2 separate regions of the Homo sapiens genome follow, and region 2 is linked to region 1. Evidence: chromatin contacts called from ENCODE Hi-C or POLR2A ChIA-PET data. All regions are on one chromosome and are shown on one strand. Each heading gives the region's core, a stretch centred on a gene start or an enhancer-like site at or near the end of the contact. The rest is flanking DNA. Distances are from core to core; before and after follow the strand shown. Region 1 overlaps AKAP13 (A-kinase anchoring protein 13). Region 2 holds the start of MFGE8 (milk fat globule EGF and factor V/VIII domain containing).

Region 1 (3,676 bases), core at 864-3,363:
GGCACAGCAACCAGTCACACTAGAAAACAGTGATTACTCACACTTGACGGGTGTCGGCAGCCTCTGCAGGACTGGCGTGGCTCAGTCATGCATCACTGATTTCCTAAGCACTGTGGTCAATGCTTTTGGTGGGTCAAGGGCCACATCCCCTTCTTTCAAACTGGCTCCTTCCAAATCAGCAGTTAAACCTATGTCTTCTCACTCACAAAACAGTATGATTAAATCTATGAGTAGAATGTAAACTTGATAGAAAATACCCTTTGGCTCTGAGATCACACTCAGGTGCTTTTTCTCTAAAGTAATGTGACCAGGGATTTTCCCAATCCTGGCCATTTTCTGAAGAAAGTACCAATTTCTTCATGACTGGCTACTTTCTCTGTAGTCTGAGACCATCAATACAGAGTTCCTCTGCAGTTTGAGACCATGAGTATGACTCCTTTTGGTAACAGGACAAGTAACTCACCTACACAAAATTTACCAACCTCAAGCCCATATATACTGCTGAAAGTCCATACATTTTTCTTCCTTCTCAAAACCTCAAAATCCTAAACATCCGTCATTTCTCACCATCTTTACTATATGTGCTAATAAAAATCAAAGTCTGAAATTCTCCCTGGTTTTTACTTTTTCTCATAGGATACTACAGACACAATCCCCACAGAGTTCACACTTGCTTGAGTCAAATTCTGACCACTGAGCCAGAAAGAGAAATAATTCCGGCCCATGTGGCCAAGGACGCAGCACCGAAATGAAAAGAACATCACCAGGCATCAGCTTACAGCCACTCCCATTCTTCTGAAATGCCAACCTGCCAGGGCCCCCAAAATAGACTTGTTGTTGTGGCTTTTTTTAAAAATTAGAGACCTCATTTAAATCCTGAGACAACAGCCAGCAAGTATCTATCACTAACAATCCAAAACATTAATAAAACTAAAAAGCTAAAGTCATCAAAAATTCTACCTCGGATTCCTTAAATCCCTCAACTGGGGAGGAAAAAGATTATAAACGGCTAAAAGCCCTTTACCAGGGAAAATAACCACTGTATTTAAATTGCGCTTCTTCCAAAGCAACTTCTTTTGCTCCATTGATTCATTTCTCTCCATAACCCTCCCCCACATTCTTAATACATATGTGTAAAGGGATTTTCAAAAATTGAAAAGAACAGCAAAAATAAACAATAAAGACAAAACAGGCTGCTTCTTACCTACAAAAGCCTAGGGGCAAGCATGGAGATAGGTCTTCTGTCTACAGCTGGTAACAGGTGGTGGTATAGAAGTGTGCATCAAACTGACCTTTAAAGACTTCAGGAGCCAAGATCGTGTCCGACTCCCGTTTCAGCTTCAGCCTCAACCCCCGTTAAGAAGTTTTATTCAGATAGTTTATTTCCACGGAGCAATAGCGGTTTCTCTTTGCTGCCTCGGAACATGGTTACCCACAGATGGAACAGGCTGCTGTGTGAGCAATCTGCTCAGTGCAGCTGCTTCACCAAGATAAAGCAGACACAAGGTCTGCCCTGTGACAGCAGCTCAGCAGACTGGGCTTGGGCGGAAATCCTGCATCCTATCCCCTGCACTGTGCAGGGTCTTGAATTCTCAGACTGCTGCCCAAAAGCAACAGGCAATGGAACTAGAGGTCCACTCCCCAAGCAGGAAAAGGAAGGAGTTCCCCGTCAACAACACCCCTAGCCCAAAAAAAACAAAAACAAACAAACAAAAAACCACCAATGACCTAATACCACCATTTTGGATGTTGGGAAGTCAGCTCAGAACAATACTTACAGCTGTTCATGAAACCACTCTGACTCTAAATTTGCTCAGAATACAGACTAGGATGATAGGGGAGGAAGGGAGTTTCAGGCTTGTAGATAAAACACAGCTTTTTGGCACTGTTTTCTATGGTACTAGAGAAAAGGATTAAGCCATGTGAATAAAAACATCTGCTAAATTCTTTCACCACTTTAGAGTACCTGTGATCTAGGCATTGTTTTCTAGGTTTGCAAAGTTGCAACCACTCCAGAATGAGACAGGAGTGTTTATAAGCTTAAGCAACCAAGCAGTAAGTCTACAATACAGGAAGCAAAATCTGTCCAACCCTGAGATGACGTGCCCCTCCTGATGGTGGTGACTATTAACTTGGCTACCTACCCAATGAGTGCAAGGCCTCAAAACAACAAAGATGCCTATATTTTTACCAGGACACCACAGTGACTCTTAAGGGAATCTGCTTCTCAGACTGTTAATTTTGTATTATGTTTTGCTTACCTGCTGCTGGCTCAGGCCCCTGGACAGGTAAAATGATCTTCTCTGGCTCCTCCCTTCCAGCAAAACATCCTGCAAGGCTCCCCGTGGCTTCCTCAGGAGTACTGCCCATTGGTAGGCTCTCCCCAGGTGGGAAAGTACTCACTTTTTCTGTAAAAGCACTCTCTAGTCCTTTAGTGAGAGGACCCAACTCAGGGCTGGACAGTGACATGTGACAGGCCTCCCCCTCAGTAAGCAGTGCTCCAGCGGCCTTGACTTGTTCGATGACAGCATCCACTATACGGCTGGCAGCCTCCTCTATCAAGTCTGCCCCCTTAGGCAGAGGTGCGTCCTGGGCAGAGACCATGCAAGGTAGAGAGGGAGTGCTCCTTTCCCTGCCTGAAGGCGGGGCTCGCATGACTTCCCTCACACCAGCTGGGGCCCCATCATCATGGGCTGAGAGCTCCATGTCTGTGGGGAGCTCCTTGGCAACAGGCTGCAGTAGGACAGGATGTGCTTCATCGTCTATTTGGGCTTCCTCAGCGTCACCCATGGTACAGCTGTGGTCTGCTCCCTCCAGCTTCCCTTTCTCCCAATCAAGAGGTATCATCTCTGGGGTTCCAACTCCCTGTGGGTCAGTCACAGCTTTGTCCTGTAGAGCCACTGGCAAACCTAGAACGGCATTCTTCTCTTGGCTCAACAAGACGTTTGGAATCAGGATGTCTTGGGTGTTGTGTGATATATTCTCTCTTCTGGGCTCAGCCATACCTTGTAGAGCATTAACCCCTGTAACATCCACCGTCACATCTCCACTCACCTCACAGGCACTAGTTTTTCCCTGGGATTGAGTGTTCTTCACTCCAACATCCAGAGGAGAAGGCTGACTGCAGTTAAGAGCATCGGACCCATCAGACCCATCTGGCAACAGACATGGCAACAGAGCGGAGCTGTTGTGCTCTGCCCCCAAGGCTTCCTGCCTTGACTCTGTGGCCAGACTTGCTCCTGGTGGCACCAGGCTCTGGGCAGCCCCACCTTGAGTCAGCAGTGAGACTTGTGGGGCCACTTCCTTGTTATGTTCAGTTTCTGCCTTAAGAAAGGCAGAGGATGCACCCGGTGAATTACTTAGCTGAAGTGCTTTGTCCTTGGCACAGTCAGCTGAGATTGATTTTTCATGAAATTGTTGAGTATCTTGTCCAGGAGGTGGTGTTCTCTGCTCTTCCTGCAAAGTTCCTGAAGAGAGAGCATTTTCCTTAATAGAGGAACAGGTCACCGCTTTATCCTTATCTTGTTCCTGAGCTGCAGAGCTTTCTGAAACCACCAGAAGTTTTCCTTCTTCAGTCAAAACTGAATCTAAAGCCAAAGTGGCCTTACCCACACTTTGCAGGGAAGAGTCAGTGTTCCCCTTGATATTCAGAGCTTCTGGGATTGCTGGAGGGGCG
Region 2 (3,676 bases), core at 823-3,322, 3.3 Mb before region 1:
GCTCCCTTTCACTTCTAGTTTGTTGAGTGTTTTATCACGAAGACGTGTTGGATATTATCAAATGCTTTTTCTGTGATTATTGAGTTGATCCTATATGTCTTTTCCCCATATATATATATATGTTTTTTTTTTTTTTAAGACGGAGTCTTGCTCTGTTGTCCAGGCTGGAGTGCAGTAGCGCGATCTCGGCTCACTGCGAGCTCCGCCTCCCGGGCTCACGCCATTCTCCTGCCTCAGCCTCCTGAGCAGCTGGGACTACAGGCACCCACCATCACGCTCGGCTAATTTTTTTTTTGTATTTTTAGTAGAGACGAGGTTTCACTGTGTTAGCCAGGATGGTCTCGATCTCCTGACCTCGTGATCCGCCTGCCTCGGCCTCCTAAAATGTTGGGATTACAGGCATGAGCCACCACGCCCAGTACCCGCTTCTGAATATTTTAAGAAGGGCATCTTGCCAGTGGACTCTAGTCCCAACTTAGGTCTCAACACAGCTAGGAGGGGAGATGTGTGACTGTTCTATTTTGTTTGTTGGCTAGTCTGACTTAAATACTTATTAGTATTAGTATTGTTATTATTTTTTGAGACAGTCTCGCTCTGTTGCCCAGGCTGGAGTGCAGTGGTGCAATCGTGGCTCACTGCAGCCTCGACCTCTTGGGATCAAGCGATCTTCCCACCTCAGCCTCCTGAGTAGCTGGGACTACAGGCATGCGCCTGGAATATTTTTGTATTTCTTTTTTTGTAGAAACAGGGTTTTGCCATGTTGCCCAGGAAGGTCTCGAACTCTTGAGCTTAAGTGATATGCCTACCTCGGCCTCCCCAAGAGCTGGCATTACAGGCTTGAGTCACCACTCCCAGCCTGAAGCATTATTATTATTATTATTATTATTATTATTATTATTATTATTAGAGACAGAGTCTCACTGTGTCACCCAGGCTGGAGTGCAGTGGCATGATCTCGGCTCACTGGGACCTCTGCCGCCTGGGTTCAAGCGATTCTCCTGCCTCAGCCTCCCGAGTAGCTGGGATTACAGGCACCTGCCACTGCGCCCGGCTAATTTTTGTATTTTTAGTAGAGACGGGGTTTCACCATCTTGGCCAGGCTGGTCTTGAACTCCGACCTCAGGTGTTCCACGTGCCTCGGCCTCCCAAAGTGCTGGGATTACAGGTGTGAGCCACCGCACCCAGCCAAAACACTATTATTAAAATCACTTATTTGTAAACAGGTAATATTTGCACATGATAAGTACAAATCATTTAGTAAAAAGTCAACGGTGACAGGCTTGCTTTGTTTTATTCCCTTTCGGCAAACAGGTGCCCATTTCCTCGCATTTTGTCTATGGTGCCTTTCTTGCAACAAAGGCAGAGATGAATAGCTGCTACAGAGACTCAGGGCCTACATATCAGAGAACATTTTCTATTAGGCCCTTTACAGAAACCTTCGCTGATTTTTTTTTTTTAGTATTTTACCATTTCAGACAATGTTGCTATGCTATCTTTGTATATCTGTCATTTTGCACATGGGAGTTTCTGTAGAATGAATCTCTCTATGTGGAAATGCTAGGTCTTAAGGTGTCAGCATTTGTCGTTTTGATAGGTGTTACCAAATAGCCCTCTAGGGAAGTTGAACTAATTTATACTGTCTTCAGCGAAGCATGCTTGGACCTGTTCCCCACAGCCTCCACTAACCTTGTTAACATCTTGATACTTGCCGATCCGAGAAGGGAAACACGATGCTCATTGTAGTTTTAATTTGCATCTATCTGATTATGAATAAAGAGTTAGCATCTTTTCAAGTCTAAAAATCTTAAAAACAAAACTCCTGAACTTTTCCCGCCCAACAGACTCAAGACTCGTGACCCGGCCGTTGGCACGACGCGGGACGCCGGTGTGGCAGTGGCGGAAGAGGCAGATATCGCGGACCACCCCCGCGCCCCCCAATTCCTTTCAACCAATTCCCTCCCAGCCGCGGAGCCCCGCCCCCAGTCCGCCTCTGGCCAGCTTGGGCGGAGCGCACGGCCAGTGGGAGGTGCTGAGCCGCCTGATTTATTCCGGTCCCAGAGGAGAAGGCGCCAGAACCCCGCGGGGTCTGAGCAGCCCAGCGTGCCCATTCCAGCGCCCGCGTCCCCGCAGCATGCCGCGCCCCCGCCTGCTGGCCGCGCTGTGCGGCGCGCTGCTCTGCGCCCCCAGCCTCCTCGTCGCCCTGGGTGAGTGGATCGCGCCGCCCTCTGCCCCTCGCCCCTCCTCCCCGCGCCGCTCGGAAGTTTGCCCGGCGCCCGCCCTCCACCTCCACTGTTGACAAACTTAGACAAAGCCCCGGGGACCGGGCTGGGCAGAGGGGCGGCTTCTTCCGCTGCGCCCTGGCGGGACAGGGGGATGCGGCCCTGCTGTCTCTGCGCTGGGGCTTTTGGGCTGGGACTCGGGACATCGGGTGACAGCCCTGCCGCCCCCAGGGATGCGGCTTACAGATAATGACAAAGGAATCCGCTGTGTCGGGCCTCTCTTTTCCCTGGTGAAAAATGAGGCCAGGGAACTGCGTTTGACTTTCGAACCCCTTCCACCTGGGAGATTCTAGGACTCTAGTATGGATAAGTCTTGTCTGGATAACTTTGTCCTGGCCATCTCCCTGCCAACTCCAGTTGGCTGGACAGTTCATTGGATTTTTGCGCTCCCAATTGTCCGTGCCTGGTCACATAAGGGAAGGGCCGGGGAGTCGGTGCAATGGACGCAGGCCGTAAGTGGGGCCCGGGAGGGGACCCAGAGGCTTCGAGGAGCTTGGAAGAGGGCTGCCTGCTGATGGGAGTCTCCTGACTCCCTCCCTCCCGCGGCCTTGGCCGGCTGCTGTATCTTCCCCGGTCCTCCTCCGCCTCCCAGGAGGCCTCCGGAGGCCAGCTGGGCCCCTTGCAGGCTGGACTTGCGGATGCCCCGTGCCATTCACCGTGGAGCGCTGGGAGGGAGTCAGGGCCAGGACTCTTTAGGTGGCCCCTCCATCATTTTCTCATAGAAATGGGATTGACTGAAGCAAGGTAGGTAACAGCTGAGCCCCAGCCCTATGTCCTGTGATCTGCCTGACCCTCGGGGCTAGAGCTTCCAGAGTGCTCCAAGCTCCCAGGAACTTGGGAGCTCCTGGCCCTCCCCGGCCACCATGAAAGACAGCTGGATCTTCTTAGCCCCTTTCTACTCTTCCCTGTACCCCCCAACCTGAACTCTGGCCAAATGTTACTGGAAAGTCCCCGAAAGAGCAGGACTCTGAAGTCCCAAAGATGTTTTTATACAGGGTGATGTGGCCTTTTCCAGAAGGAGGAAACACCATACCTATCTTACACACAGGTAACGTGGCTGGGTAGAGTACACCTTTCCCTTTCCCTTTTTCCCACTGGACCGTTTTGCCCTGGAGCAGTGTAGGGAGAGGGCCGGTGCAGTTGGGAGGGAAGAGTCCATTCCCAACCCAAGCCTCTGTCTGTGTCAATGCTCGCCCCCGCCTGCCAGGTCAGAGGAAGGATTACCTGCTATTTAAAGCCAATGACTAATAGCTCCTTGGGAGCCACTTTAAGCTCCTGAGGCCCCTGGAGGGGGAGCTCTGAGGGCAGATCGCTCATTAATGGTGTTGTTGCCTTCCCTGGAGTGGGATGAAGGGGCTTTGAGATTTCAGGAGGACTCTCCAGCCTTAGATGGGTGA

What was found. Hi-C counts contacts between places; a loop is a spot of excess contacts on that map. ChIA-PET counts read pairs that join two places held with the same protein, here RNA polymerase II (POLR2A). Pooled maps may share reads with other maps.
Region 2: a map of gastrocnemius medialis shows a loop between it and region 1 (6-fold over the local background). The contact joins the promoter of MFGE8 here to the enhancer-like site in region 1. A Hi-C loop is called at or near these places in 1 of 168 maps with a recorded cell type or tissue (gastrocnemius medialis) and 1 of 50 pooled maps. POLR2A ChIA-PET finds 5 or more read pairs at or near these places in 2 of 52 experiments (GM10248 and HEK293).

The regions. Positions count from the first base shown.
Region 1 is chr15:85,580,693-85,584,368 of GRCh38, reverse strand. It overlaps AKAP13 (A-kinase anchoring protein 13), which reads right to left. Exons shown (of 37, transcript NM_007200.5): 7 at 2,262-3,676. Among named protein-coding and RNA genes, the nearest start is that of LINC02883, 180 kb to the left of the region's middle. RefSeq lists a silencer at 2,697-2,991. Within about 2 kb of position 2,113, at least 33 of the 41 ENCODE cell types and tissues checked have a DNase peak (open chromatin) inside an H3K27ac peak, as active enhancers do; they include gastrocnemius medialis, where a contact is called at or near this core.
Region 2 is chr15:88,911,775-88,915,450 of GRCh38, reverse strand. MFGE8 (milk fat globule EGF and factor V/VIII domain containing) reads left to right here and starts at 2,072. Exons shown (of 8, transcript NM_005928.4): 1 at 2,072-2,204. The coding sequence starts at 2,132. RefSeq lists an enhancer at 2,331-2,862.